Regions from separate parts of the Homo sapiens genome. Here region 1 is linked to region 2. Evidence: chromatin loops called from intact Hi-C (ENCODE). Cell type or tissue: IMR-90. All regions are shown on one strand. Links, peaks and the distances in the headings refer to the core of each region. The heading gives the core; the rest is flanking DNA.

Region 1 (16,564 bases), core at 2,840-10,839, 260 kb after region 2:
AGTGTTCCATTTGAATAAGTCAGCTGAAAACAGATTTGCCTCTTCCTTAAAAATTAGAAAGCACATGCTATTTATTTGGGAGGGAACAAGCAGGAATTGCTCAAAATATACATAACCTACCAGAAACACAATGGCACCAATTCCTTGGAGTAAGAAGTGGAAAATTCATTTAAGAAGAGATGTGCTCCAGATCTAGCTGAGGGTACCCAGGGACAAAGTGGACATTTCAAGTTAAGCCCTGGGATGGATGGATGGATGGATGGATGGATGGATGGATGGATGGATGGATGGATTTTAGTGACGTTTAAGATTAACCATGTTTCACATTGCTAGAGGAAAGAGGTCTTAATGTACGTCTTTATATGGGCGTGCACCTCTGCACCTGGGTCCGCTGTAACCATGCATATGGCTTTGGCCTTGCTCATCCCACACAGCCATGTGAGCAGGCACCCTCTGCACTAATGACCCTCTCTAGGCCCAACTTCCCTATCTGGAAAATGCAGAAATCTTCAGCCATGTGTGAGCATCATTGTGAAGCGGGCAGAGCACATGGGCTAATTATATATTGTATGAGATTCCAGACACAAGAATTAAGTGTTCTCTGTGCTGTTCAGTCTACTTCCAAAATCCGGCTCAAATCCACCCCACTCTCACCATCTCTACTTGCCCTTTTGAGGCCATCATTTCTCTGCTGGACTCTGCACCAGCCTCTCCCTGTGATCACTGTGTTCTCCTGGTTTCATGACTCACAGACGAGTGTTCTCCTTATTTTTACCCTCGGTTTGTTTGGAATGGTTGGGGGTTCACTTTTATATATTCAGAAACACTTGTTTTAATACTTTGTTCTTTGTAGTCCTCTTCTTTCTAATAGTTACTCATAGCTTCAATTCTCAAAACACAAAACAATTTTACCAACCCATCATTATGTATTTCTCTACTTGCTTTGGTCTGACCTAGGGACTATTATTTTGGAAGGTGTTTTAAAAAGTAATTTCATAGTTTGTGACTTAAAGTGCAAGAACATCCTGGGGTTAGTAGCACAGGAAAAGACTTGCATATCACTTTGTTAACATTTAAAAACCACCAGGCACTACACTTAAAAGATGGATGATGAATGCCACATAAAGCCTACAACTCCTGAAGCCTCTTGTCCATGAGGCTGGGTGAGTGAAAAACAGCAAAACCTGAGATCTGTGATTTTTAAGGTAATTGGAGAAACCAATACCTCCCTAAAATAGTTCCCTTAATAGAGTGACTTACTGAATTGCTCAAAGTTCAGACATGAGGAGGTGCTTTGTAGAATTTGCTGGAAACTGGACCACACCCACCAATTTCTTGCCAGTTTGTGGCAAGTGGGCCAGGTTTTGTCTGGCAACATGATGCATGCATTCAAAAACTGTATTTTCTATTATCCTTTCATTTCTACATTTATAGTATAACTAGTTTAGAGCACAAAAGAGATATGGCAATTAATATGGGAAGTGATAGACCCAACACATATTCTATCCAATTCTATCCCCACAAAGACGACCGGACTAAGCAGCAGCCCCAGGGTCTTGCCGCATCGTTTCCTTTCGGGAGCACTCACCCACAATGTGTTGGGTGCCACAATGCACTGAAAATGTGACCACTGCCCTTGATCATAGAACTATGGAACCTTAGTGCTAGATGAGACCTTAGAGGTTTTCTAGTCCAGTGGTTTTTTGGATTAGAAACTAGGAAGAGCATTACTTGGGGACTGTCAAGTAAAAACATTTTTAAAAATTCTACCATCAAGAAATTACGCTAAGTGAAAGGAGCAAGATGCAAAAAGACACTGTTTTATGATTCCACTCATTTGAAGTACCTAGAGTAGTCAAATTCATAGAAACGAAAATAAAATGGTGGTTGCCAGAGACAGGGGGGAGGAGGAAATGGGGAGCTATTGTGTAATGTGTAGAGTTTCAGTTTGGGCTAATGAGAAAGTTATGGAGAGGGATAGTGGTGATGACTGCACAACATTGTGAATGTATTTAATGCCACTGAACTGTCCACTTAAAAATGGTAAATTATATATGTATTTTGCCACAGTAAAATTCTGCTTTCATCACCGTTGCTTGAAAGAAAAGAAATTTTTACATTGAAAAGAAAGGAAAATTAAAAGAAAGATGAAAGAAAAAGAAAGAAAAGGGGGGGGTGGGAAGAATCAATCTTGAAGGAAATTCCTTTAAAATGATTAAATATAACTTTAGGAAGCAGATCAACACATTGCCCTTTGTGCCCTTTGCTTTCGTCTTTCTCACAGACTAGACCAGCGCCGACTGTTTCGCAGCCACATACCAGCATCTGGAAGCTACTGTAACTTCTGCGGTACAATTCTCTCATTTTGCAGATGAAAAAATTCAGGTGCAGAGAGAGGAAGTGTCTTTTCCACAGCCACAGGGTGTATTTGTGACTGGGACAGTCATTTCATGACTCACAGACAAGTATTCTTTTTACTTTATTATTATAGGAAATTCGCCTTATAGTTTAGTTTTGTTTTATTAAGTCTTTATTGCTATTGGCTTCAGATTTAGTTATCACTTATAGAATCCCTTCTGAGTGCCAGGCATTGTATTTTCTATTTTCACTTAGCAGACATTTATATAGTGCTTATCGGAAGCAAGACACTGTGCTAAGTGCCCGACAAATAAGAAGTCATATAATCCTAACAGTAACCCTCAGAGATGAGAACAATTGTTATCCCCTATTTTAAAAATAAGGAAAACTAGCTGAGTGCGGTGGCTCATGCATGTGGTCCCAGCTACTCGGCAGGCTGAGGCAAGAAGATTGTTTGAGCCAAGGAGTTTAAGGCTGCAGAGAGCTATGATTGTGCCACTGCATTCCAGCCTGCACAGAGTACAGCCCTATCTCTTAAAAAAAATAAAAAAAAGAAAGTAGGTGGGGTGGAACTGAGACCCAGATTGCTTAAATACTTTCCCGAAGTCATATATAGGGCTAGTAAGTGGTGGATTCCAATTCAGTTTTGACTCACTGCAGTTAAACTCAATTACCCAACCTGATGATAAACAATGGGTCTAATACTTGTAAATACATTTGGTAGAATATTAATTGACTTTACTTATTTATTTATTTGAGACAATCTCTCTCTATTGCCCAGGCTGGAGTGCAGTGGCGCAGTCTCAGTTCATTGCAGCCTCCACCGCCTGGATTCAAGCGATTCTGCCTCAACCTCCTAAGTAGCTGGGATTGCACGCATGCACCACCACGCCCAGTTAATTTTTGTATTTTTAGTAGAGACAGGGTTTCGCCATGTTGGCCAGGCTGGTCTTGAATTCCTGACCTCAGGTGATCCACCTGCCTCGGCCTCCCAAAAGAATATTAATTGACTTTAAACCAAACACCGTAAATGTGTTCTTCCTGACTCTGAGATGTATCTGAGGATATTGTGAGATCTTTATTGAAATCATCCAAAATGGGATGCCAAGTTTTGGTGTGCATATTAATTTTTTTTAATCCTTGAAAAAACTATCAACTGAACATCTTGCTTATGGATATAATTTACATGTCTTAGTATGAAGCCCTTAGGATCTGAGTACAGCACAAGTGTAATTTAAAGATGTAGCTGAGACAGACCAAAAACTGATCAGCATCCCATAGAGTGAAATAACCATGTGCCGCGTTAGGTTGGGGTGATGGTGTCAGGACTATCACACATTGAGTTGGTTATAAACCTGATGGTGATTTAGTTGTTTGGAGGAGCATTTTCATCAGAAGTCCAAGTAATCTTGCATTGGAAAGTGAATTAGAAAATGCAAATCCAGTGGCATGAGCCTTAGGATACAATACCTTATTAGAGTTGGGATACCCAGTGGTGCAGTGTAGTCAGTTTCTATTTGGAGCTCGGTCAGATGAGTTTTAGTTGATATTTAGGTAAGGACTCAAAACTCCTGAAGTATTATATTCTTTGATTTGTTTTTCAACTTGCTTCTTAAAATTAACAAGCAATGCCAAGACAGTATTGTATTTCTATCTTTTCTTTGTCATAACTGTCAGAACAAATAGCCCATAGAAAAGCATGAGAAAAAGCCTTCATCTCAAATCGTTAATAACAAGAAAAGAAAGTATAGGAGCTCCCTTATCCAACACCATTTGATGGAATCATTCTTGACCCCCTGTCCTCCTGAGAAAAAGCACCAGATCATTCATGACCTTCTCACCACTGCTTCATTTAGGACTATGAAGACAGTATCATAGGGTATAATGAAACAGTTATCTGCAATGATAGAAAAATAGTATAAGCATGTTTTTTAAAATTGTGGAACCTGACCAGGCGCAGTGGCTCATGCCTGTAATCTCAGCACTTTGTGAGGCCAGGGCGGACGGATTGCTCGAGTTCGGGAGTTGGAGACCAGCCTGGGCAACACGGCGAAATCTGTCTCTCCAAAATATACAAAAATTAGCCAGGCATGGTGGCATGTACCTGTGATCCCAGCTACTTGGGAGAATGAGTTGGGAGGATCGCTTGAGCCCCGGAGGCAGAGCTTGCAGTGACCTGAGATCGTGCGACTGCACTCCAGCCTGGGTGAAAGAGAGAGACCCTATCTGAAAAAACAAAAACCAAAAAACGAACCCCAACTGTGGAACCTATAGAAAGAAAACTTAGCCTTGGCTTTAAATGAGGAGAACCAGAAAGTTCCAGGGAGAAAAAGTATATGTTCAAGATGAAAAGGATACCTTGTGGTCAGGGAAATTTAGGTGGAGGACAAGCAGGTTATAGATGTTCTAGTTTTGCTGGAAATAGTGTCACCTTTCCAACTGCCCACCTATAAACTTCACAGAGTTGTTCACTGTCTAGATCTCCAGCTCAGAGAAGCAGAGTGATTAAAATTCAACATGCATGAATCTCAATATTATTTTTGAAAAACATGCCTTTAAAACCACCCATTTCATCAAAAAGGTTAAAGGGAAAAACATTTCTCAAGATCTAAGCACAGTCTTAAGGGCTGGCGTAAACCGTGACAGTTTAAGAATGAAGTGTTTTTCTTATCAATATGAGCATTCTGTGAAATGGTTGATTTTGACAGAGGTAGTTGCTGTGTTGACCTTTTCACCGTCTTGTTTTTTGTTCATAAATTGATGCTGTTATTGAAACAATATGGGTAAGAGTCTGTCTTAGATATGTAATTTTTTCCATTTATTGTCTCCATGGTTTTACTTTGTTTAACAGATTTTAAAGACTTCAAAAGAATAGCACTAATATACCCAGGAGAAAAAGTCACATAAAGTTATAAGGTTCATTCCATTTTAACCGTGAATACATTTAAACAAAGATAAATAACATCCAATGTCAAAATAATCTTAATTCCTTGACCACATTTTAAAAATAAAACAATTTATTACCATTTAGTTACATCTTACAGGAAAACCCTTAGATACCAGTAGGTAACCATTAGATTTTTCTAGGTGAAAGTAAATCATTTCTGAGGAAGCATTCTCTTTACCAAAGCAGCATTATTTCCAATAAGGAAGCCACTCATTCATTTAGTCCTTGGTTTATTAAACAGTTACTGAGGCTGGGCACAGTTGCTCATGCTTGTAATCCCAGCACTTTGGGAGGCCAAGGTGGGCAGATTGCCTGAGCTCGGGAGTTCAAGACCAGCCTGAGCAATATGACGAAACCCTGTCCATACAAAAAATAGAAAAAGTAGCCAGGCATGGTGGTGCACGCCTGTAGTCCCAGCTACTCAGGAGGCCGAGGTGGGAGGATTGCTTGAGCCTGTGAGAAAGAGGTGAACCGAGATTGCGCCACTGCACTCCAGCCTGGGCAATAGAGAGAGATCCTGTTTCAAAAAACAAGAAAGCAAACAAACAAAAAACAGTTACTGAGGGCATACAATGAGCTAGGCACTATGCTATGTGGGGGGATTTTTAAATTTGAAAAATACAGACCCTGCTATCATGGCATCCACACTTTTAAAGATAAATTTCTTCCACAGTTTGCTAATAGAAAACAGCCATTTAGCATGACCTATTAATATGGAGTGCCCAAAGTATACAAATAAATAGTCAATCTTTAAGGCAATATGTTGCTACCAACTCTAAATTTTATCCCAAGAAACTTGAAAACTTTTTATTGAATTAAATAGGAATATAAAACATGTTATGATCCCTATGCAATATACTAAGCCCTCTGGATCCTCAGGTTCTGTGTCTGTGGATTCAGTCAACCAATGATCAAAAATATTCAGAAAAACACAATAAAAAATAATAATATAACAATAAAAATAATACAATTAAAAAATTACAGTATAACTATTAATACATAGCATTTACATTGTATTTAGTACTATAAGTAATCTAGAGATTATTTAAGGTATACTGGAGGATGTATGTATGTTATATGCAAATACTATGCCATATAATATCAGGGACTTGAGCATCCTTAGATTTTGGTGTCTGTGGGGTTCCTGGAACTGGTACCCCTTGAATACTGATGGATGACTGACATAGAAGGTGGTCAACAGTCTATTTTCCAGTTGGGAGAAAGGCAGTAGCCTAGTAAGCTTTCTCAGAGAGTCTGTGTCTTAATCAAACGTGTCCCTGGTCCCCTGGTATTGAATATTAGTCCCTGGTCACCTCTTGTCTTGGCTTGTTAAGGTTTAATGACTTATCCTTCAAGTGGTTTTGTCTCGAAGAGCTCAAATGCCATCATTTTCTGAGTCTCCAATCTGTCATTTGTCATGTTGCAAAATGGGCACTATGATTGTACCAAGCCAGGCATCCCTGGCACTCCGGGAATACTGGCCAGTCTCCATGACTTGTGGGGGGCTTTAGTGTTTTCCAAGATGAGGCCTGGTTGATTCATTTCTGAATCCTAAGTATTGAGGTTTGTGTACAAATACGGAAGTGTGTGGGGTAGGAAGTTCCGAGCAATCAGCTTTCCTTGGAAAATATTTTTCCTTTTCAAATTTATGGCTGTTTTTTAAAAAGGGATGTTAGAAACTTTGGTTAATTTAAAGATGGGTATGTGTTTTCCTCTAATGATGGCACACAGTTATGTTCAGTGAGGACTCAAGGAAACCACCTTTTTTGTTGTCTGGCCAATAACTTACTGAAATGAGCAGTGCTGATTTACAGGTCTGGGTGGTGGTGACTGAAGGCAGAATTTTGGGGAGTTTCATTTTTTGTTTAATTTGAACAATCAGAGTTCATCGTGTTTTGCGGAAGAGGAGGAAAAGCAGCCCAAACCCACACGGGAGGGTTGGGGGAGCATCTGCTTGACAGCACTCTCAGTTAAGCCCTGCAGCTACGTGTGCTCAAAGATGTTCTCGCCAAAAGCCAATGCTAATTTAATGTGTATGGAAATTATTTATTCTGAGTCATCAGTTACTTTTCTTAGCTATAGTTGTTATTGGTACTGTAATGACTTGGCAGCGTTTCATCATTTTTTCTTATGTCTGGCTCACATTTGCGTGTGTTAACTCCATCTCACAAAAACCCAAACAAACACAAATTTCATAGGACCTACTTGGCATCTGGCAGTGTTTGACACAACTACCTAATTCCTTTATTGAAATTCATGATTGAGATGGTCCATCTTGAACTGATTCCAGCGTTCAGGCACGAACCTTTTCGCTGAGTCGCCTTGGGCCAATCACTGAACTTCTCTGAGCATTGGATTCTTGGTACAGGGATTGGATTAGAACTCTAAGTTACATCTAGCTCTGAAGGAAATTAGAGATTTTTGAACTTGATGAACATTTTCTAATTGTTCCTAGGGTAAATGTGCCACTCTTTAAGACTTGTTACTATTTTAAGATGCCACTGGAAACACAGAGGCCCTGCAAAAAGATGGACATTGGGTCCACCAAGTATCCAGACAGGGGCGGGGTTGGATGGTCCAGGAGTACACAGGTGACCTCCTGGGGAGCCAAGGTATTTCCCCCAAGGTGGGTGAGAAAGCAGGACATTTTCAGGTGAAACAGATGCTCAACAGAGCCAAGCTTTGAAGACACTTACATTTGGGGGACTGGACTACAAGAAAATATGAGTAATTCTCTTTAGAAGTGGTAATGGAAAACCACAAGAATCAGGATCATTTTCCTCAGCTGATAACTCATGAGGGCATAGAACAGAATTCTAGATCATTCCGTGGATATTTGAGGAAGACTTATAGTTCTCAAATGATCCCATGTATACTGATAGGTATTATCAGTACACCTGATATATATACTGTGATGTGTGTTAGCATTTTAGGTGGCTTAATACATAATACCCCTTTAGTTATCTCCTGAATTTTGGAGCAATTTTGGACCATTGAAGACAGGTAATTCATGTCAAAAAAAATGGCTTTTGATTTGCATCCCAAAGACTCCCTAACTCTTCTCCAAATTGAACTTATCCCCCTCAATCCATATCCTCACCCCTTCCTGGGACAAAGCCTACTCCATGCAGAGAACCTAGTAGCAAAGAGTATCAGAATCAAGGAGATAGGTTTGTTCTAAAAACCAGAAATGTTTTCTTGCTTTCTCCAAAAGTTCATCTATCAGACAGGTTACTAAAAGGAGATGGGAGAGATGTCAGGCCAGGAATATCCTGTAGCTGAAGTTCCTTCACTTGGAATCCCAAGGGGTGGGAAGGAAAGACTCTTTCTAACAATTAGCATTGAACTCATTGTTGCATTGGGAATTGCAGTGGAAAAATATGAGGATATGTATTCAACAAATATTTATTAAATGCCTACCAAGTACAAAGCACTTTTCTGGGTTCTAAGGTACAGCAGAGAACAAGAGATACAAGGTCCCTCTTTTTTTTTTTTTCTCTCCTTTTTTTGAGACAGGGTCTCACTTTATCACCCAGGCTGGAGTGCAGTGGTGCAAATACAACTTGCTGCAGCCTCAACCTCCACCTCCCTGGGCTCAAGCAATCCTCCCACCTCAGTCCCCCAAGTAGCTGGGACTATAGGCATGTGCCACCATGCCCAGCTAAATTTTGTATTTTTTGTAGAGACGGGGTTTCGCCATGTTGCTCAGGCTGGTCTTGAACTCCTGAGCTCAAGCAATGTGCCCACCTTGGCTGGCATGAGCCACCGTGCCTGGCCAAGTTCCCTCTTCTTATGGAACTTACATTCTTGGAGGGGGAAGGTAATAAGTAAACATATGAATAAGATCTTTTCAGATGTTCATAAATGCCTTGAGGAGATTAAATCAGTATCATATGATAGAGAGCAACTAGGGATAGAGTGAAGGAAGGTGACTCATTAAATAGGTGACCAGGTCAGGCCACTCTCAGGAGGGGCCGTATGGGCGAAGGAGCCAGCCACATGAAGGCCTGAGGGCGGGGTGAGAGGGAGCAGCTAGTTCTAAGGCCCCAGGTTGGAAAGGGCAGGGTGGACTCAAGGAGCAGAAGGAAGGCCAGCGTGTGCAGGTGATGGTGAGTGTGGGGACAGTGCCAGGACACGAGGTCAGAGAGGAAGTGGGTCCAGATCAGCTAGGAATGTGAGGTTTCCTCCTAAGATAACAGAAAGCCTTTAGAGTATCCAAACAGGTGTATTCCAATCACCTAGGGACTTCAGCTGAAGACCATGATTCAGGAAGCCTGGCAGGGCCTGAAATTCTGCATTTCTAACATCTTCCTGGGATGCTGTTGCTGTTGCTGTTGCTGTTGCTGCTGGTCCATAGACGTCACTGTCAGTGTCAAGGCTCTCCTTCTCCTTTAAAATGATCACTTTGGGCCAGGCATGGTGGCTCAAGCCTGTAATCACAGCACTTTGGGACCCCAAGGTGAGAAGATCACTTGAGACCAAGAATTCGAGACCAGCCTGGGCAACATAATAAGATCCCTGTCACCCCTGTCTCTACAGAATTTTTTTTTTTAATGATCACTTTGCTGTGTGGAGAGTGAAGAATCACAGAGGAAGAAGAGTAGAGGCGGGAGACCAGTTAGAAGCTGCTGAACTGCATGTGAGGGCATAGGCATCCAGGATAGTGTGACTGCAGCGCGAGGCTCCAAAATAAAGGGGCCCCCAGCAGGTCCCCTGAATTGTTCTGAATAGGTATATGCCCCCATATGCAGCTGCCCAATATTCAATTTCATTATCTATTTAACCGGCTAATATTCGGATTCAACTGTTGTTCATTGAGTACCTACTATATTTTAGACCAAGCACTCCTCAAACTTTAATGTGCAGAGTAATCACCTGGAATCTGGCAAAATGTGGATTCAGTTAAACAAAGTTTATGGGAGGCCATTGTTTTGGATTAGCCTCTTGCACTCGGCCGCAGCAGAATAGATCAAACCAGAATGGAGTCACTTAGTGCTAAGTGCCGTGTATACAAACTGAACTTTGAAACAGGCCAGTTTTCCTAAACAAGAGGAGGTTCCAATCAACCTGAGTCAGCATAATCAGGAAGGCCCCTCTCCTTTAACCCTCTGAGGAAAGTAACTTTGAAACCACCAGTTCACTTTTTTGTTTTCTGTCTCTGCTTTCTTTCACCCTTTTCTGTCTCTAAAGCCAACCTCTCTGCTCAGCTCCTTGGAACACCTATTTTGTTTTATATAGAATGAGGTTTTGCCTGATTCTAGAATCAAAAATGAAAGCTTATTCAATCTGTAAAATAAATCTGTTGTAATTTCATCTTTTGACATGATTTCATAGGGCTGAGGTGAGTCCCGAGAGTCTGCCTTTCTAAGAGGTGACGTTGATGCTGCTACACCTATGGTTTTCAAATCACACTGTGAGGCAGAGTCACTTGGGAAGATTTTGCAACTACCAATGCTTGGATCCCACCAAAAATGGATTATCAGCTTCTCTGATATCAGCTTCTCCTCCAACATTTGGAGGATCCCAAATGTGGTATTTTTGAAGAAGTTTCCCAGATGATGCTATGGTACAGTTAAGGCTGAGAACTAGAACTAGAAGCTTTCAGCCAATTTCCCTGGTATGTGGCTAGTATTGCTTCCATTGTACAGAGAAGGTAAAAAGGGGTAACTTGCCAAAGGTCATTTGGCCAGTAAATGGTAAGGTGGAGGTTTCAACTTAGTTCTAATTCCAAATTTAGAGCTTTTTTCATAGTACCACACTACCTCCCTACTTCCCTATTTTGGGCAAAACTCACTTTGCTAGGTATTGAAGGGAATGTTGTCTGAGTCGGACTCCAGTCAGGAAACAGAAACTCGTTGGCTATTGCAAACAGAGGGTATCTAATACAAGAGGTTTGGTACAATGATATTGAGAGGGCAAGAGGAACAAAAGGAATAGTTGCAGAAGGAACCCAAAGGAAGGTATGTTCCCAGAGATCAGGCAACCTCTAGGATCCTGGGATGGAAACTTGGACTTTGCATCTGGGGCTGCACTGCTAGAGATGCTGCTTCTGGTGCTCATGCTGGAACCACTGGAGCCAGGTTTCTCCCAGACCCTCAGCCCCATGTGAATCCAAACCCTGTTTCAAAAGGAATGTCCATGGGAAAATGGGGTTTGATTTACACGTTCAGTTTTCAGGCTACATTTGCTAGAATGCACCTCTTTTGTATGTGCAAGAATGCCAATAGGTGCTCTGAAAGCTGAATTCTTTAGCTATTCGTCATATCCTAGTGGTTAGCATCAGAAGGAAGCCAGTACAGTTGGGTCTCGGTATCTGCAGGGGATTGGTTCCAGGCCCACCTGCAGATACCAGAATCCAAGCAAACTTAAGTCCCACAGTGGACTCTGAGGGACCTGTGGATACGAAAAGTCAGCCCTCCGCATCCACAAGTTTCACACCCCAAGAATATTGTATTTTCAATCCGTGTCTGGTTGCAGATGGAACCTTTGGATATGGAAGGCTGACTGTATTTTGAAAAAAATCTGCATATAAGTGGGCCCGCCCAGTTTGAACCTGTGTTGCTTAAGGTCAACTAATGCTCTTTGGCATTTTGGGACTGCCCCTCACCTACTGAGTCCTTCACCTGTGGAGCCCCAGCAGCTGGACACCCGGGTGCTCAGTCTTCCACTGCGTTCACTGCGTCTTCCCCTTCAGTGGTCACCCTGGTGGGTGGTGGTCGCACAGCTTGGTGTGTGTCCTTACCATGCTGTAGCCTCTGGTATTTATTAATGAAAACTTTTCTTTGTGCGTGACCATCTCTGCTTTGCATTCTTCCCAATGACCAAGAACATTTTGAAATGAAAAAAAAAAAAACCCAACAAAAACAAAATTGTAAAATTACAATGACTCTTATTGATATTTTGATAGATTAAAAAAAAAGACTAGTAAGATTTGAAATAGAATAAAACGTATTTCTTATAGCTTGTGAAGAATGTTTTTAAAAAGCAGAAAGATCTCCTTTTATTAAGTGAATACATAAAAATGATGATAGAAAATTTCTTATGGCATCAGTAATTAATTTATATTCATTAAACAAATTTCCATACCTGCATGTATTTACATAATTTCCTTCTCTTATGATTAATTTAATACTTAAGGAGAAAATGAATTATTGATTATTTTAATGCCAGAATTATACCCTGCCTCAAGTTTCATCTGTGGGAAGTGCTATTCCATGTAACTAAGGAGACAGAAAATCCCCTAAGTTGATAGATTGGTTTGTTTCCTGTTCTACTTTGGTTTAATTACTATTTGATAATTACTATTTAAAAATTTCAAAGCACTTTTCATTTTCTCCCTAGCTGTGCTTTATAATTTGCCCAAGGGGGTCTGTTTTGTTTTTGTTTTTTTTTTCTGTCATGTGTTTGAATAAATAGCAAATTGTTGCTGCTTTTTCCAGGGAAGATGCAAAAGAGCTGTGTCATATTTCTTTGTGTAAGCAGTTTTCTGAATTATTTTCTTTGGTCTACCTAGAACAAATAAGTCTCTGAAGAATAAGAATGAACACTTAACTTTTCACTACCCTTAAAATACTATAATAGCAGTACATTAATCATGTGTCAATTAAAAGCCAAAGGGGGCTGGGTGCAATGGCCCAGACCCATAATTCCAGCACTTTGGGAGGCCAAGGTGGGCAGATCACCTGCGGTAAGGGAGTTCGAGACCAGCCTGGCCAACATGGAGAAACCCCATCTCTCCTAGAAATACAAAAATTAGCTGGACGTGGTGGCACGTGCCTGTAATCCCAGCTCCTCAGGAGGCTGAGGCAGGAGAATCACTTGAACCCAGGAGGCAGAGATTGCAGTGAGCCGAGATCTTACCAATGCACTTGAGCCTGGGTGACAGAGTGAGACTCTGTCCCAAGAACAACAACAACAAAAATCAAAAGGGCCTCCCAGAGCAGCACATAGTGTTTTTGCTGTCATTCTTAGGATCTCTAAAGTCTGCCATTACGGTATAGAAAGTGTCAGTGAAATAAGGAAAATTTGTCTTAATTACTTTCCAGGAAAAACCAAGGTAGGCCTCAGTTAATTTGTTGTGTAGACAAGAAGGGGCTTTCCAACCCATCCTTTCTCATCTGTGTTTTGAGGGAGAGTCAGATGGTCATATGCACACATCTGTTATATGTAACTGTCTTACACCAATCATTATTTTATTTACAAGATCTAGCTATTTGAGAGAGATTGCAAAAACTGGTTTTAGCTGCTTGTGTTTCAAGTCAGAAGTGCGTGAAGGAGGTCAGGCCATGATCACTACAGTGTGGAGGCCGCCGGCTGACTTTGTTGAGGAAAATGAGGTCCAGCCTGTAGAAGGGAGCTAGGGAGTACAGAGCCCGAAGGAAGGTGGTGGGGAGTTTTCTCGTCTGCACATCCCTCCCTCTGTGGTTATCCCAGCAAAGTGGGAATATTATTTAAACCATGTACTGCTTTATTTTGCTGGAGCATTTGATATGTTTAAAAAGTGTCAGACCATTTCCTCGGCAGGCATATGCTTGCACTTAGCCTTAATTCCTACCCTTGGAGAAGGCAAATACAGCGTGGCCCTCGTCTGTATATTTTAAGAGGTTTCTTATAACAGGCCTAGTCTGTGGCAATCCTAGTGAGTAGTACTTAGTGGGTTTACAAACCACTCTGTCGCGGTGATGACATACTCTGTGTGGTTCTGGGAGCTAAATAAAACACCGGAAATAGATATTAAATAAAATAAAGAACACGCCTATGTAATTATTGCCAGAAATGAAATTTTGCAACCCTAAATTTGAATGTGGTCTAGGCACCTGAAGATTCCTGTAGCTAAACAAACATCATTTCCCAGATTAAAATTTCAGGAAAGCAACGTCTATCAAGTGTCTTATTTGGGTAAAATATTTTGAAAATGTTTTGACTGATCACAGGGGGAATGGGAAGCAGATGGTAAGTGAGACAGGTGCCCCTAAAGTCCACATCCCCTTCTGAATGGCTCCATTTCCTATTACATTAGACAGCAAAGGCCACTGGCCCAGGCCAATGTCACTTATGTTCTGCTAGGGGACTTTTGGCCAACTCAGAAGATATTGGTCCTTACTGTGGAATTGTTTTGTGATTTTAAAATATAGATCTCTTTAAACCCTGAAAAAATATATTTTTAAAAGGACTAATTTTTTAAACGGCAGTGATCCAATCAATATGATTGCAGTTTGAGCTTAAGGGGCACTATTCTCACTCAAGTCTTTGGATTTTTCTGTAGCCTTTCCCAAAAGTGAGCTAATGTTTTGAAGTGTCAGTTATTTACTTCGGTTCTGTCTGGTAGAAAATACACAAGTTGTCTCATTTAATCATGAAGGTAACTCTCTTCGGCATTTTGCAGGTAAGAAAATTGAGGCTCTAAGAGGTGAAGTAATTTGCAGAAGCCACTGGAAAGTGGCTGATTCCAGATTCCAGACCCAGCTCTGTCTACCTAAAACTACATCATCTCCCTAAAACACCTCACTAGCCATGCTCCAATGCAAATGGGCCTAGCAAGTTCAAATACATTTGTAATTTGCCTAGGTTTTCCATTTAGCTGAAGTTAACCACACTTCCAGTATAATCCAGGTATTTATGGTTTTTGTGTTTTGTTTTTTTTCTCCCATTTACAGCACTTAGCATAATGTTCTGCATAGAGCACATACTTAATGAATACTTGCTGAATTAATTCATTTCAGATACGTTGAGCCCCGTGAAAGCTGCTTAATTTAGAAGGCTCAGAGTAACTTTGGTTAAAAAGGTTCAGGGATGGATCCTCTCCACCCTTTCGTTCACCTGGTAAAATACTATTTCAAGGACTAATTTATACCATCGTCTCCTTTAGGTAGCTTTCTCTGACCCACTTTGTCACTGAGGCAGAATTGTTTCCTCATCTCTGTATGACTTAGCACTGTTTATGTACTTCCATGTCACTTTTTTAAAAGCAAGAATGAAAATAACTTTTATTTATTGTGCAATGTGCTAGACATTAAACTAAATACTCTACACATTTTGTCTCTTTAATCCTCAAAACAGCCCTGGGAGGTAAGGCTGTTGTCCTATGTTACAAGCGAGGAAAGTGGGGCTTAAAGAGAATAAGTTACTTGCCCCAGGTCTTACAGTTAGTGAATTTCAAAGATGCAGTAGGAACCCAGTTCTCGCCTGTTTTCAATATATTCTTTTCTTATTAAGATAAAATTTGCAGTAATGTGCACATATCTTACATGTACAGTTTGATGAGTTTTGATAATACACACATCTGCTTAACCGTTGATCCAGTCAAGATGTAGAACATGTCCACTGATCAGAAAGTTACCTCATTGCCCCTTCCCTGTCTGCTCCAGCCACTCAGGATTAGGGCTGCCTGTTCTTTATTTAAATCAATTAATTTATTTCTTATTTTATTTTATTGTTTCTCTCAGTTGAATTTTATTTTATTTTTTCCTGCTTTTATTTTAGATACAGGGGTACATGTGTAGGATTGTTACATGGGTATATTGGACCCAAGTAGTGAGCATAGTACCCAGTGAGTAGTTTTGCAACCCACGCTCCTGTCATTTCCTGCCCCTGTAGTAGGTTGCAGTGTGTATTGTTCTCGTGTTTATATCCATATGTGCTTAATGGTTACCTCCCACTTACAGGTGAGAACATGTGGCATTTGGTTTTCTGTTCCTGTGCTAATTCACTTGGCATTATGGTCTCCAGCTTTGCTGCAAAGAACATGGTTTCATTGTTGTTGTTTTTTTTAATGGCTGCATAGTATTCCATGGTGTATGTGTACCACATAGTCTCGATCCAATCCTCCACTGATGGGCACCTAGGTTGATTCCATGTCTTTGCTATTGTGAATAGCATGGTGATTAACATAAGAGTGCATGTGTCTTTTTTGGTATAATGATCTGTATTCCTTCGGGTATGTACCCAGTAATGTGTTTAGCTGGGTCGAGTGGTTGTTCTGTTTTAAGTTCTTTGAGAAATCTCCAAACTTGTTCCACAGTTTGAAACTAACTGAACTAATTTACATTCCCACCAACAGTGTATATGCGTTTCTGTTTCTTTGCAGCCTCACAGGGCTGCTTGTTCTTGAACTTCATAGAAATTGAACTCTAGAGTATGTATTCTTTTTTCTCTTTCATGTCTTTTACTCAAAATAATATTTTTGAGGTTCATCCGTGTTGTGATATGTAAAGATATCCACTACATCAGTGGTTCATTGATTTTTATTGCCAAGCAGTA
Region 2 (16,564 bases), core at 5,793-13,792:
TCTATTTTGTAAGTATCTGAAGATGAGGTTGATGGGCTGCACCATAACCTTCTGCACTTTCTGGCCCTGGCTGTGGTACACCATGGTGGAATCCCACAGAAAGCACACTGACCCACACGCTACCTCAGCCAGCAACTTCTGGAATAAAAAACCGAAAATGGGCTGGGCATGGTGGCTCACACCTGTAATCTCAGCACTATGGGAGGCCGAGGCAGGCAGATGGCTTGAGGCCAGGAGTTCGAGACCAGCCTGGCCAACATGGCGAAACCCCCTCTCTACTAAAATACAAAAAAATAGCTGGTTGTGATGGTTCACGCCTGTAATCCCAGCTACCCAGCTACTTGAGAGTCTGAGGTGGGAGGATAGTTTGAACCCAGGAGGCAGAGTCTGCAGTGAGCTGAGATCATGCCATGGCACTCCAACCTGAGCAACAGAGTAAGACTCTGTCTCAAAAATAAATAAACCGGAAGCGGAAGTGTTCAAAACACAGATATTTTCATGTCACTTCAGAGTGGCTACAAATAGCCCATGATGTTATTTGTACTCATCACTACTTAGAAATGATGTAGCTATTGAACCCACTGCTAGATCTTGGTTTTTAGTGCGGTAATATAGAAGCACTTGTGTATTACAGTTCTCCAGAGGTGGTAAAAAAAATGTATGTGTACATATATAACTATGTACGTGTACATATATGCATATATATACCCACAAATTTTATATTATATATAAAATTTTGTTATATATAATTATATTACCTATAATATACTTATATTTTATATTTTATATGCATATGTGCATATATAATAATATATACAATGTAAATACATTATATATTAATTATATAATTATTTTATATATTATATAATTATATAATAATTATATTATATTATATATATAATAATTATATTATATTATATATAATAATTATATTATATTATATATAATAATTATATTATATTATATATAATAATATTATATATATTATATAATAATTAATATAACATTTATATATTATATAATATATAACATTTATATATTATATAATATATATTACTATAATATAAATGTGTATCTATATCTATATCTATATCTATATCTATCTATAGATATAGATATCTGCCCTATCCTGCTTATGCAAAGCAACATCCCAGAAGGCAGAACTAGAAGTTAGGGCAGAGCGGCCAAGGCTGGCAGGCACAGGCTGGAACACAGACCTAAAGTCCCCAGGCTGCACATTCCATTTTTGCTCAATTCCACTCTCCCTTGGGGTAGCCTCCTGAAAAAGGAAAAAAGATATAGGTGCTGGCGTACTTTCTTGTTGTGTACTCTTCATCCAACAAATACTTGTGGAGCCCTGGCACGGAGGAGGCGCTGCGCTGGTTGGTGGGGTAGGAATGATGCAGCATGTCAATTCTTGCTCCCTGGGAGCTCAGTCCAGGGAGGAGAACATCGACATGGGCACTAATGACAGTGTGGTGTGATGACTCCACAGGCGGCGAAGTCTATCCCGGGGTTATGGAAGCAGGGAGGCAGGAGGGCCCATTCCTCCTGTTAAATAAGGACTCCACTTAAAAAAAAACCACGCAAAATGCATTAATGTTAAAATGAAACCCTGTCTAAACTTTGAGTTATTTTCCTTTTTAGGAATTTTATCCTGTATACATATATATGTGCGTGTGTATTTGTGTTTGTGTGTGTCTGTGTCTGTGTATAAATAAAATAAGGTATTGTCTATCACAATCATGGAGGTCAAGAAGTCCTACAACCTGCCATCTTCAAGCTAGAGACTTGGGGAGCCTGGTGGTACAGTTCTGAGAACCAGGGGACCAATGGTGTAAGTTTCCACTGAAGGGTGAAGACAGATGTCTGTGCTCAACAGTTAGGCACAGCGAGCAAATTCCCCTTTCCTCCAGCTTTTTGTTGTATTCGGTCCCTCAATAGATTGGCTGATGCCCATCTACAATGCTTTACTGAGGCTGCCATTCAATTCTAACCTCATCTGGAAACACCCTCACAGACATACCCAGAAATCATGTTTAGCCAGCTCTCTGGGCTCCGCATGATGCCATAAAGTTCACACATAGAATTAATCATCAAACTATATCACAAATTTGGTTTTGCTTTTTGTTTGTTTTGTTTTGTTTTTTTGAGACAGGGTCTCACTCTGCCACCCAGGCTGGAGTGCAGTGGCGTAATCACAGCTCACTGCAGCCTCAAACTTCTGGGCTGAAGTGATCCTACCGTCTCAGCCTCCCAAGCAGCTAGGACTACAGGTGTGCACACCATGCCTGGCTAATTTTTTAAAAAATTTTGTAGAGACGAGGTCTTGCGATGTTGTCGAGGACGGTCTTGAACTCCTGGCCTCAAGTGATCCTCCTGCTGTGGCTTCCCAAAGTGCTGAGATAACAGGCGTGAGCCACAGCAACTGGCCACAAATTTGTTTTTTTTTTTAATAATTTACATTACTTTGTTTTGATTTCATTGGTTTCTTTGTAATTCTATGTATTTTAGACTATGCATATTAAAAACATTATTTTGAGAAAAGATACACAGGCTTCACCAGACAGTCAAAGAAGCTCATGGCACCAAAAAAATCTTAAGAACCCCCGTGGAGAACAGGTTTGCCATGTGGCCCCCCAGCCCTTGTTTGGCCACTTCCTTGGTGGAAACAAATCCTTCTCAAAATCATACATTCTGTTTTATATTCTTTAAATACATTGAAGGGAAGAAGGGGTGAGCTGGCTATCAATTTATTGCCCCTCTGCTCTAAATGGACTCTTTGTCGCTTACCCACCCTGAAGCCGAGCACTGTGAGTTTCTCCTTTGTGTGTGCATACAGGGCACTGGCGGGACCAATGCAGGAGGAAGGGGCTTCTCTTCCTAGCACCCAGCACGCTTCCTTTCCTTTCTCATTGCTCCTCCTGCACGGCTACCAGTGACATAGGAGGTGGGCATCCACTGGTACTCCCCGAACCAAGCTTCGGTGGCACCCTACAGTTCTTAGTGAGTTCCATGTTGCCCTTTCCTGCCTATCAGCCACAGCCCACGGGCACCAGCAGGAGGCTTTTGGAAGCTTCCTCTGCCAGCCTGAGAGAGGCAGTGGCTGTTTCCTGCCAGCTCAGCCCTGTGACTTGGACCAATTCTGACCTGGGTCAGTTCAGGAAACTAATCTATCATCCATCGGGTAGCAGCCACACCTTCCCAGTGAGGCCTGACTAGCAGTTTTGGGGAAGGAGGCTTCTGCAGTTGTTTTGTAGGGCTGGTGTAACAAAGTACCACGCACTGGCTGACTTAAACAACAAAAATGCATTGTCTTCCCATTCTGGAGGCTGCATAACTAAGTAGGAGGTATGGGCAGCGTTAGTTCCTTCAGAGGGCTGGGAGAGAGACTCTGCTCCTGCTTCTGGGGCTTTGCTGGCAATCTTTGGCATTCCTTGGCTTGTGGAAACATCCCGATCACTGCCTTCATCTGCACATGGTGTTCTCCCTGTGTGCATGTCTGTGTCCACATTTCCTTCTTCCATAAGGGACACGAGTCACATTGGATCAGGGGCACACCCTGTTCCCACATGACCTTATCCTAACTTAATTAATTATATCCGTGATGGCTTCACTTCCAAATAAGGTCACCTTCTCAGTAGGACTTCAGTGCATGTATTCTGGGGGACACAAATCGGCCCCCCTTTGAAGTGTGTTTCTTCCTTCAGGACTCTCAGCCTTAGGCTATTCTTTAGCGGTGTTTTTGACCCCTTCACCGTTGACACCCTGGTCAGTAGGTGTTGTGTTTTACTCTAATTTGGTCTTGTGGTCTCTCTCAGGAGAGTGGCCACAAACTTTAGCCCTGCCCTTGAAGCGCTCCAGGGAACTTCATCATGGATGTTTACAGTGAGCCTTTCGTGGAGTACCTCTTTATTCTGGCAGACAACCTAATGCTTAAATGTGTGACCCACGGCCAGGGGTCCCTCTCACAGAACACCTGTTGATACTGGTAGGTCCCCTTGTGGCTTCTGTCTGACCTGTGTGCAGTTTATTCCCACCAAGATGGCCGCTCTCTAGGAGAGCCCTGAGCAGGAGAGAAGTCAGGGGAGACACAGAAGAGCAGTTGCACAGAGCCCATGAAGAAACAGAAGCAGTTCATCACATACAGATCGCAGACAGAACAGGGCAGTGGCACGCTGCCCTGCAGGGCACACTGAAGGGCACACTGCAAGGCCAACAGGAAGAAAGGGGCTCCGTCCATGACATGCAAGCTCAACTAGTGGGTGGGGCATGAGAGAGAGAGATTGGGATGTGTGGGATGAAGGCTTTATGAGGGTCCAGGGTGGTACCTACACATGTTCTATATGTTCAGGGCCATAGCGATGGCTGAGGCCCCCTCTCTAAGAGCTGAAAGTGTGATAGTGGACACTGAGAGGGGAGAAACCTGTGTTAGTTAAGTGCTGTGGGACTGCTTTACCAAGAACGTGACTCTTTTTTTTTTTGAGACAGTCTCACTCTGTTGCCCAAGCTGTAGTGCAGTGGCACAATCTCGACTCACTGCAGCCTCTGCCTTGAAGGCTCAAGAAATCCTCCCACATCAGCCTCCCCAGTAACTGGGACTACAGGCTCACAGCACCACACTCAGCTAATTTTTTAATTTTTGGGGGGCCAGATGCGATGTCTCACACCTGTAACCCCAGCACTTTGGGAGGCTGAGGTGGGTAGATTGCTTGAGTCTAGGAGTTTGAGAGCAGCCTGGGCAACATGGTGAGACCTTGTCTCTACTAAAAATTAAAAAAATTAGCTGAATGTGGTGAAATGCGCCTGTGATCCCAGCTACTTCAGAGGCTGAGATAGGAGGATTACTTGAGCCCAGAGGGGTTGAAGCCACAGTGAACCATGATTGCACCACTGCGCTCGAGACTGGGCGACAGAGCAAGACCCTGTCTCAAAAAAAAAAAAGTTCATAAAGACAAGGTCTCATTATATTGCCCAGGGTGGTCTCAAACTCCTGGATTCAAGCTCATGAGCCACCGTGCCTAGTGTGAAGGTAACTCTTAAATCTGACTCTTGAACTCTGAGTCTTGGAGGAGAACAAACCAGAAAGAGAATGAGGGAAGAACATTCTATACAGATGAAAGAAATGGAACAAAGACATGAAATAAACTGGGCATGGTTTATTAGGAAAACCCCATTAGGAATGGTTAAAGGAAGCAACGGTGTTAAACCTAGAAAAAAGATCATGTTTCTCAACACGCCGGATTCCCATGTCCTTAAATTGCTTGTGGGCTGAAACCACGTGCAGTTACAGTAGACCGTTCACGCTCCCAGAATGTCAGAAAGCATGCACAGGCCATGTGTACAGACAGCGACTCCTGCATTAGGACTGCCACTTGGGCAGGAGCAGGGCTGAGACCCCCTCAGTTATAAGATGCAGCCTAACTTCTGAGATTTTCAAGTGTCAAAAAACTATACGTCTTAGGGATAGTAAAGCAGAATATGCATGGAATGAAAAATTGAGTTGTAAGAAGTCCTACTCTTATGGAAACTCAAGGCAGGGTAATAATAAGAACATGTGCTTTGGAGTCAGTATGACCTGGGTTCACTTATAGTTAAATATAGCCCCAGTTACTAAACCGAGAGACTCTCAATTTTCTCATCTGTAAAACACAGCTAATTATTACCTCATGGAACTAAAGGAGATAAAGTGTGTAAATTCACATTTGATATTAAGACCATAGCTGTGAACAGGGAGGAGCAGTAAGGCTATAATGTGGCTCCTTCTAGGCCATCTTAGACAGAGCAATCCCTAGTCCAAGAATTTCCTATGCAAACACTGAAAAGTGGCTGGGTGTGGTGGCTCACAATTGTAATCCCAGCAATTTGGAAGGCTGAGGCAGGAGGATGACTTGAGCTCAGGAGTTCGAGACCAGCCTGGACAACATGGTGTGACCTCATCACAGTAATGCAGTCCTCATCTCTACTAAAAAGAAAAAAAATTAAATAGCTGGGTATGGTGGTGTGTGCCTGTAGTCCCAGCTACTTGAGAAGCTGTGGCAGGAGGGTCGCTTGAGTTTGGGAATTTGAGGCTGCAGTGAGCTATGATTGCACCACTGCATTTTAGCATCAGCAACAGAGCGAGACCCTGTCTAATAAAAAAACCCTGAAAAAATGATAGCTTATAATCTCAGTGCTCCCCAAACTTTTTTGACCTTACATGCATTACACAAAGCTTTGAATACATACCACAGATATAGATGCATTTATTTACTGACAAATTTTGTTCAAGTGTATTACTATACTAATACCTATTATGAAACAAACAAGATTTAAAAGTATGAGATGAAGACAAAATAAACAATAATGAAAATAAATTGTTTTACTTTATTAACGGTACCAAAAGCCCTTGATGTATTACCAAATAAAAATGCCATTTTTTCTTGACAGGGCTCTAATTATATATGGATGCATTGTTTCTGAAAATCTTGATTTACATTTTGTGATTCTGTGATCAAGGGTTTATTTGTGTGCTTGGTTTTAATGGCATTAGGGGCGGAAGTTGATCCTTCACAAAGATGCAAATAGAAGCGCACCATTGGCTGGGCTTCCTACATTATGATCACAAGCACTTAGCAGGGCCGAATGGTGCCTGAGGGCAATACAGTGATATCCTATGTCCCTAGACTCGCCAAGAAATGAATAAATACACATAAAATTAGGGTGCATTCATGTGTTCAATGTTCATCCAATCTAATGGTATTAACTCAGTGCGAAGTGGAAATTAAAACTTCTCTGGTGGATGTCTTTGCATCTCCCAAATAGATTGACAAATGCGGACATATGAACCTTTGTACTCCCTTAGCCATTGAATATTCTGCTTCACTTCCACAGAGTAAGCAAGTTGTTGGAAGAAGCAGGCAGGTACTGCAGTGCCCCTCATGGCCTCACCTCTGCAGTTATGCATCATCACCTTCCCCGTATTGAATGCACCACCCAGGGCAGCCCTGGCTCAGTATGGGAGGGGTCTGAGCAAGGCACAGACATCCAGGATTGAGGATCTTTGGGGGCCATGGGAGGCTGACTACCACAGGAAGCTCCTGATGAAGGTGCCAGAAAAATGGGAGAATAGGCTGAGGGCAAAGAAAATGTAAGAAACTGCCATTGTGATTCAAATAAAAAATATTTCCTGGAGGACATTTGAATGAATTTGGTCAATAGCTGGCTTTCCTTAGTGATAATTTCAAATCACCCTTATTCCTTTATCCTACAGATATGCTTCAAAAACGAGATACTAGAACAACAAGCAGGCTTCTGCCTGAATTATCACTTTGAGTTTGATGCAAATGTGTTTGCTTAATGCATGCATAGGTATAACATTCTTAAATAGAAAACAAACTGCATAAAATTTTAAGGTAAAGCAAAAGAACTCAAGGAAATGACTCCCTTGCTCCACCCTGGCCAAAGCTCCATTTTTCCTTCAGAGACCTCAGTGGCCCATGCTCCCTCCCTTCTGACTCAGGGACATTTTGCAAAATGCTGAGAAGCAGAGCATGGAGATTGGCCCTTTAAAGACACACCTTGCAATCCAGAGTGGGGTATGAAAGGCAGTTCACTAGAATGAAGGGTAAAAATAGAGAACGTCTGTGCATATTTAATCTTTATATTAAAAATAAACAAATTGTGACTAATGTTATATGTAGGGGCCACCACTGACACTATCATTAGGTCAGTTGCCTCATGTCACTGCCAACCCCAAGGAAAGAGTTCCACAACATCGCAGGGCAGGGGGTGACAGTGTCCCTCATTCATTTGTTCTCTGGTGAGTTTCCAAGGCATTGTTGTTTCTATGTGACCACGGAAGTGGTTTTCAAGATCATATTGCCGAATTTCACTGAAAGGATCCTCATGGAATAGACAAGTCAACACTCATCATGCAAGCCCAATGAACAACCAACCAGAAAGTGACACCATGGACAAGTGGTCCCAGAGTGATTTGTCAACTCTATAATGATATGGTAGAAAAAAAACCGTTTATATTTTATAAGAAGTTGGTCCAAAGAATTCAAAATTATCAAGAAAAGACTCAAAATAGGCACTCAGATCCATTTTCTGAAACAAAGAACCTTAACCTAGGTGTATAGGGTGCCTTGAGAAATTGGCAATTGGCTGTGTAAAGCTTCCTGGAAAAGCAAGACATTTTCAAATTGAGTATCTAGAATATGAAAATAGACCTTTATAATCGGTATAATGAACGAGATGACATTTATTTCTAGATTTCTAAATAGTATACTTACAGAACTATTTTTGTTAACTGGAACATTATCTATTGATTTTCTGTTATGCTAGATGGAAATTTAGTACTTCTCTATTCCCTACCCTTCTTCCTTTCTTTCCAATCCCATGGTAGTTATATCCCACTTTTAGCCAAAGCAATAAAGGTACAGGTAATTGACGTTAGTAGGTTCCTGTAAATAACATTGATTGCAAAACCTAAGTAATACACTATTATCATGTTTTCATTCTTGCAAAATGTTTTGTTTTCCTGAAATTATCATGGTTTTCCTTTCTATATACTGAGACTTAATTTTTTTTCTGCTTTGGATTATTTAGCTATCAATGGATTTTTGTAAATGCTGAAGAATATCAGATGGTCTATCATTTTATTATTGTTTATATTTCTCTAAAGACCCCCCTGTAGTGCCCATTCTCCACATACAGTCTAAACCATTTGCTTTCTGGGCTGCTATATAGTGTTATGCTGTATTATCCTAGGCTGATTGCAGAACTAGATGGAAAAGTGGGTTGGAGCAAGACAGTTAAGAGGTTGGTTTGCCACAAAGAGTTTGGATTCCTTTAAGTCACTGGAGAACCATAAGAAGTGATAAGATGAAAGTAGTGTTTGACAGTGTCATTGTACCAGAGTAACTGTGGGTCAAGGAGGCTGTGTCTATCCTGAATTTCATGGTTTCAGGCTGCTTTTACCTACACACTGTTCTTCCTTAGAACTGCCATACATACATTTAAGCTATACAAGCAATAATATAGAGTAACTAAGCAAAGGCTGATCCTGAATCTAACTCTTAGGCACTTACAGTGGGAGGAAAACAATCTCTGATAAAAAGTAATGGATAAGGAATCTTCAATGTCACAGAAATTCAAAGTTCACATCAATGTAAATGTCTAAATTTCTTCATACACGTAACACTTTTCAACACTCCATGTCAGGACAGGCATTATTTAAAATGTCAACTTTGGACCAGGTACAGTGGCGCACACCTGTAATCCCAGCACTTTGGAGGGCTGAGGCGGGTGCATAATTTGAGCTTCATTTTGAAAACAGCCTGGAAAACATAGTGAGACCTCATCTCTACAAAAAAATTAATAAATTAGCCAAGCATGGTGGCGTGTGCCTGTAGTCCCAGCTACTCGGCAGGCTGAGGTGGGAGGATTACTTAAGCCCAGCAAGTGGAGGCTGCAGTGAGCTGTGATCGCACCACTGTACTCCAGCCTGGGCAACAGAGTGAGACCCTGGGCAACAGGGTGAGATTCAGAAAAATAAAAGTAAAATGTAAAGTATAAAGTCTGAAATAAAGCTGATCAGGACCATTCAAAAGACTACTGAGACAACTTGAATTTTACAGGCAAGAGATAGCTGGAGAAAATTTGTTCTGATGGCCACATCACAGCAGGCAGAACCAGAAGAGCCACCCATGCCACTCTTTGGCCCCCTCAATCTACTTTTGTCCTCTTCTATGTTTTTTTCCATGTATATTACTAAAGCTATATTATTGTAAATGCCATAATGTCTTATATACTTTATAATTTTCCAATGCTTTCACAAAAATCCTATTAAGCCTTTTGACAGCATATTTGGTAGACAGATAGGGTCAGCTATGTAATTCCCGTTTTTGCAGGAAAGGAAGCTGGGACTAAAAGAGGCTTAATGGCTCGCTAAGAATTCCATCTGGTTGGCAGCTTCAACAGCTTGGAGGAGTGGAGTCTTTAACCATAGACAGTTTTATATTTGTCCCCCAAAACTCCTTGTCTTTCTTTCCCATTTCACCCCCAGTTCTTTTGTTCCCTCTCTTCTTGAACACATCTATACAATGATCTATATTGTTATAGAAGAAATCTGTTGTTTTTGATATTTATGAAGTTTGTTTTCTGTTGTTATTCATTTTAAACAAACAATATTTTAATAATTATGAAGATTGATACATATAATCATTTAATATTTTAATTAATTTAAACAGAAATTAAGATAGATCATAATTTATATTTTAAACATATGTAATATTTAATAATTTTAATCAAATGATTTTAAATAATTAATAATTTAAAATAATAATTTTTAAAGTAAAGTTATTTTTTTCCTTAATAAGCTCATTCTTTTTATGTGTATATGGTTCTTAACTTTCTTCCCCCAACTCTGCCCTGAGATTCATGTGGTTATTGGTGAGGGGAATTCCCACTCCTGAAGCAAAGTCTAAATGTGTGCCCTTGGACCTCTTGCTCACACGTTCAGCTTTGTGATTCAGAAAACCTGGTACTCATCATTCTGAATGTATACAAGAATTTAGAAATTCAGGCTGGGCATGGGTTACCTACTTCCCCAAAAGATTCTTTGAATCTACAAAAGCATTTCCCACTGAATTTGTATACATATCAAGCTAATTGTATTTTTAATTCAATTCAATTCAGTTGTCATCAATGCAACTTAAGAAAATCACATTTTCTGGGTTCTGGTTTATTCCAGCAGCCTGTGCGGAGCTATGAAGCCTGACCACACAGTGGTGCTGACGCCCTTCAAGTGACACGGGGCAGCTCCACAGCGCTGCTCCTGGGGACAGTGTGAAGGAGGCAGCGGCCCTCCAAGCAGCAAGGAGTTCTGTGGAAATGAGGCAGCGACTTTGTTTGAGCTCTGCCTGCCTTAGGGAAGAATGAGGACGTCACCTCATGATGAAGACAGTCCCAGCAGTAATCCATCACCATGTCACCTTCATCTGTTTTGGTTAATGTTTGTTGAGATCCAGGGCATCAGCCCTCCCAACTCACAAGTAAAGAATATCTGTACATGCATAGAAAAGCGTCCTGAGTGGTGGCTGCCGGACTCCGATTTGACACAGACAATTCTCTGTAGGTGACTGTGCCATGTGGACCTAATCCTGAGTCATAGATTGTCTACCTGGGGTCAATTTGGCCCATGCACATGTTTTGTTTCACTTGTAGTGTTAACGTTTTGTAAACATTAAGTATCAACATTTTAGAATGAAGAGTCCGGTGTTTCCATTTCTATTGAAAAATAGGTAAATCTGGCAAGAGCCACCCCAAATTTTTGCAGGGCAGCTGTGAGGCTGGACTGGACATGTGCTCTTCAGTTTCTGTGGACCCCACTGGCCAGCCTGGCATATTCAGGTCCTGCTTTGACACCACAGGATTAGAGTAAGTGGCTCTTGTCCCAACGTCTTCCCTTAGGGACCTAGTCCCCTTCTCAGCCCAGGCTGTGTGCTTTGGTCTGCCTTGGAGCACCTGTATGTGTGCTTTTTGGGGGAGGAGTTCAACCACTTCTCTATGATTTGCTTATCCTTTTAGTAAAAATAAATTGTATTTGGTATATTTGAGGTTTACAACATGATGTTATGAGACATGTATAGATAGTATAGTGGTTACTTTCCACTGATATACATATGCCACATTTTCTTTATCCATTTATCCTCCAGTGGACACTTAAGTTGTTTCCATCTCTTAATTATGATGAATAATGCTGCAATTAACATGGGAGTGTAGATATCTTTACAAGGCGGTGATTTCATCTCTTTTTTGGTATATCCCCAGAAGAGGAACTGCTGGATCATGTCATAGTTTTATTTTTAATGTTTTTAGGAACTTCCATGCTGTTTTTTTTATAATGTTCCAATCTTCATTCCCACCAGCAATGTACGACGGTTTTCTTTTCTCCACACTCCCATCAACATTTGTTGTCTCTCATCTATTTGATAACAGCCACCCTAACAGGTGTGAGGCATTATCTCATAGTGGTTTTAATTTGCATTTCCCTGATTGTGATGTTGAGCACTTTTTCATATACATGTTGGCCATTTTTATGTCTTCTTTGGAGAAAATTCTGTTCAAGTCCTTTGCCCATTTTTAATTGGATTATTTGTTTTTCTCCTATTGAGTTGTAAGAGTTCCTTATACATTTTGGGCATTAACCCCTTATTAGATATGTGGTTGGCAAATATTTTTTCCCAGTCTGTAGGTTGCCTTTTCATTTTGCTGGTTTTTTCCTTTGTTGTGCAGGAGCCTTTTAGTTTGATGTAGTCCCATTTATTTATTTATTTTTGCTTTAGTAGCCTGAGCTTTTGGTGTAATATTTAACAAATCATGGGAGGCCGAGGCGGGCGGATCACGAGGTCAGGAGATCAAGACCATCCTGGCTAACACGGTGAAACCCCATCTCTACTAAAAAAGTACAAAAAATTAGCTGGGCGTGGTGGCGGGCGCCTGTAGTCCCAGCTACTCGGGAGGCTGAAGCAGAAGAATGGCGTGAACCCGGGAGGTGGAGCTTGCAGTGAGCCAAGATCCCACCACTGCACTCCAGCCTGGGCAACAGTGCAAGACTCCATCTCAAAAAAAAAAAAAAAAAATCATTTCCAAAACCAATGTCTAGGAGCTTGTCTCCTACATTTTTTTCTAAAAAGTTTATGGTTTCAGGTCTTACATGCAGGTATTTTATATGTTTTGAGTTAATTTGTATGTATGGTGTAAGATAAAGTCCCAATTTTATTTATTTGCATGTAGAAATCCAGTTTCCTTAGCACCATTTATTGAAGAGGCAAATATCCTCTTGGTGCCCTTGTGGAAAATTAGTAGACCATATATGTTGGATTGATTTCTGGCCTCCCTATTCTGTTCCACTGGTCTGTGTGTCTGTTTTTATGCCAGCACGATTAATATTTATCCTTAAGTCCTCACTTCCTTCTGGCAACTTCCTGAATGATGCAGGCTCTTAAAAACCATTTGTACTGTGCTTGGTTTTTATCCCCTAGTCCTTTGACATAGCTTGTAACCCTCCACGTGTGGTTCCCTGACTAAGCCAGGGAGCTCACTCCTCAAACTTGATAAGATCATCAAGGACACGCATACCTCATTTTATTGCTCTCTGCTTTGTTGCACTTCACACATACTACATTTTTCACGAATTGAAGGCTTGGGGCAACCCTGCATCCAGCAAGTCTATTGGCACCATTTTTCCAACAGCATGTTCTCACTTCATGTCTTCGTGTCACATTTGAAGAATTCTCACAGATTTCTTTTTTTTTTTTTGGTGGGGGGGGAGGATCGTACTTAAAATTTTTTTCCCCAACTATTATTTTAAGTTCAGGTGTACATTTGCAGGATGTGCAGGTTTGTTACACAGGTAAATGTGTGCCATGGTGGTTTGCTGCCCAGATCATCCCATTGTTACTGGTGGAAGGTATCCGAATTACCAGAGGTGAATCCGTATGGGTCTGCAGCAACCTCAATTCTTGCCTCCTCAGAAGAAAGAATTAGACAGAGAGGCATAAGGCAGAAAAAGAGACCAAGGCGAGTTTCAGAACAAGAGCGGAAGTTTATTTTAAAAGGCTTTAGAACAGGAAAGAAAGAAAGAAAACTATGCTTGGAAGAGACCCAAGTGGGCACTCAGATCAAGTGCTCTGTTTAACCTTGATCCTAGGACTTTCCAGGCTGGCCCCTTTCCCATGATTCTTCCCTTAGGGTGGGCTGCCAGCATGCACAGTGCCCTCCTTACCGTTGGGAGGAGAGCACGTACAGTGTGGTTAGGAAGTTGTACGCATGACCATCTGAGACTTTCTTCCCTTTGCTGGCGGTATGCCCTCGGAAGGTCATACTCCACCATTTTGTCTTAATGCATGTGCTGGGAAGTTGTTTCTCCCTGGCATATGAATCCAATTAGCACTTTAGTTGGGCAGGTGTTGACCATCAGGAAATGGCTCCTTCCTGGCACTGGCTTCCAATTCATTGCTTTTAGAAAGGCAATGTGATAACTGCCAAACCATCACTCGACATTCCCAGTGGGTGGAAAAGAGCCCTCTCCTGATCCACTCATGCCTAACTACCAGAAATACCATCACCTAGGTATTAAGCCCAGCATCCATTAGCAATTCTTCCTGATGCTCTTCCTCCTCCCACCTCACACCCTCTGACAAGCTCCAGTTGTGTTTTGTTCCTCACCATGTATCCATGTGTTCTCATCATTCAGCTCCCACTTATAAGTGAGAACATGAAATACTTGGTTTTCTGTTCCTGCATTAGTTTGCTGAGGATAATGGCTTCCAATTCCATTCACGTCCCTGCAAAAACCACGATCTCATTCCTTTTTATGGTGGCATGGTATTCCATGGCGTATATGTGCCACATTTTCTTTATCCAGTCTATCATTGATGGGCATTTGGTTGATTCCATGTCTTTGCTATTGTGAATAGTGCTGCAATGAACATACAATTATTGCATGTATCTTTATAATAATTTATATTCCTTTGGGTATATGCCCCGTAATGGAATTGCTGGGTCAGATGGTATTTCTGCCTCTAGGTCTTTGAGGAATCACCACACTGTCTTCCACAAAGGCTGAATTAATTTACACTCTCACCAAAAGTGTAAAAGTGTTCCTTTTTCTCCACAACCTTGTCAGCATTCTGTTGTTTTTTGACTTTTTAATAATCTTCATTCTGACTTGCTTGAGATGGTATCACATTGGGGTTTTGATTTGCATTTCTCTAATGATCAGTGATGTTGAGCTTTTTTTCCTATGTTTTGCATGTATGTCTTCTTTTGAGAAGTGTCTGTTTATGTCCTTTTTAATGGGATTATTTGTTTTTTTCTTGTAAATTTGTTTAAGTGCCTTGTAGATGCTGGATGTTAGACTTTTGTCAGATGGATAGATTGCAGAAATTTTCTCCCATTCTATAGGTTGTCTGTTCACTCTGATGATAGTTTCCTTTGCTGTGCAGAAGCTCTTTAGTTTAATTAGATCCCATTGTCAATTTTTGCTTTGTTGCAATTGATTTTGGTGTCTTTGTCATGAAATCTTTGCCTATACCTATGTCCTGAATGGTATTATCTAGATTTTCTTCTAGAGTTTTTATAATTTTAGGTTTTGTTTGTTTTTTTGTTTGTTTTTGAGATGGAGTTTTACTCTTGTTGCCCAGGCTGGAGGGCAATGGCGCGATCTTGGCTCACTGCAACCTCCACCTCCCGGGTTCAAGTGATTCTCCTGCCTCAGCCTCCCGAGTAGCTGGGATTACAGGCATGGGCCACCACGCCCAGGTAATTTTGTATTTTTAGTAGAGACAGGGTTTCTCCATGTTGGTCAGGCTGGTCTCGATCTCCCAACCTCAGGTGATCCACCTGCCTCTGCCTCCCAAAGTGCTGGGATTACCAGTGTAAGCCACCATGCCCAGCCAGTTGTACATTTTATATTTAAGTCTTTAATCCATCTTGAGTTCATTTTTGTATATGGTATAAAGAAGGGGTCCAGTTTCAATATTCTGCATATGGTTAGCCAGTTCTCCCAATACCACTTATTAAATAAGGAATCCTCTCCTCATTGCTTGTTTTGATCAGATTTGTCAAAGATCAGATGGTTGTAGGTGTACGGTCTTATTTCTGGGTTCTCTATTATGTTCCATTGGTCTATGTGTCTATTCTGTTCCATTGGTCTTCTTGTACCAGTACCATGCTGTTTTGGTTATTGTAGCCTTGTAGTATAGTTTGAAGTTGGGTAGTGTGATGCCTCCAGCTTTGTTATTTTTGCTTAGAATTGTCTTGGCTATTTGGGAGCTTTTTGGGTCCCATATAAATTTTAAAATAGTTTTCTTTAATTCTGTGAAGAATGTCAATGGTAATTTATGGGAACAGCATTGAATCTATAAATTGCTTTGGACCGTATGGCCATTTTCACGATATTGATTCTTTCTTTCCATGAGCATGGAATGTTTTTCCATTTGTTTGTGTCATCTCTGATTACTTTGAGCAGTGGTTTGTAGTTCTTGAAGAGGAGAACTTCACTTCCCTTGTTAGCTGTATTCCTAGGTATTTTATTCTTTTTGTGACAATTGTAAATGGGAGATTATTCATGATTTGGCTCTCTACTTGCCTGTTGTTGGTGTATAGGAATGCTAGCTATTTTTGCACATTGATTTTGTATCCCGAGACTTTGCCAAAGTTGCTTATCGGCTTAAGAAGCCTTTGAGCTGAGATAATGGGGTTTTCTAGATATAGGATTACGTCATCTGCAAAAAAAGATAGTTTGATTTTCTCTCTTCTGATTTGAATACGCTTTATTTATTTCTCTTGCCTGATTTTCCTGGCCAGAACTTCCAATACTATGTTGAAAAGGAGTTGTGAGAGACGGGCATCTGTGTCTTGTGCTGGTTTTCAAAAGGAATGCTTCCAGCTTTTGCCCATTCAGTATGATATTGGCTGTGGGTTTGTCATATATGGCTTTTATTATTTTGAGTTATGTTCCTTCGATACCTAGTTTATTGAGAGTTTTTAACATGAAGGGATGTTGAACTTT

What was found. A loop is a pair of places that touch in the nucleus more often than their neighbours do. Peaks named below come from ENCODE experiments on the same cell type or tissue, not always from the same donor. Only the 100,000 strongest peaks of a DNase experiment are listed, where the experiment ranks them.
Region 1: a loop joins it to region 2, with 2.3 times the contacts of the local background. A loop is called at or near these places in 2 of 110 quality-filtered maps.

The regions. Positions count from the first base shown.
Region 1 is chr6:148,828,900-148,845,463 of GRCh38, forward strand. All of the region lies in intron 1 of UST (uronyl 2-sulfotransferase), which reads left to right. Among named protein-coding and RNA genes, the nearest start is that of UST, 90 kb to the left of the region's middle. In IMR-90, for the core only: no CTCF peak of the experiment used is centred there; a DNase peak (open chromatin) is centred at 7,432.
Region 2 is chr6:148,567,571-148,584,134 of GRCh38, forward strand. It overlaps the pseudogene SNRPEP6. Among named protein-coding and RNA genes, the nearest start is that of UST, 170 kb to the right of the region's middle. In IMR-90, for the core only: a CTCF peak has its summit at 10,783; DNase peaks (open chromatin) are centred at 10,481 and 10,781.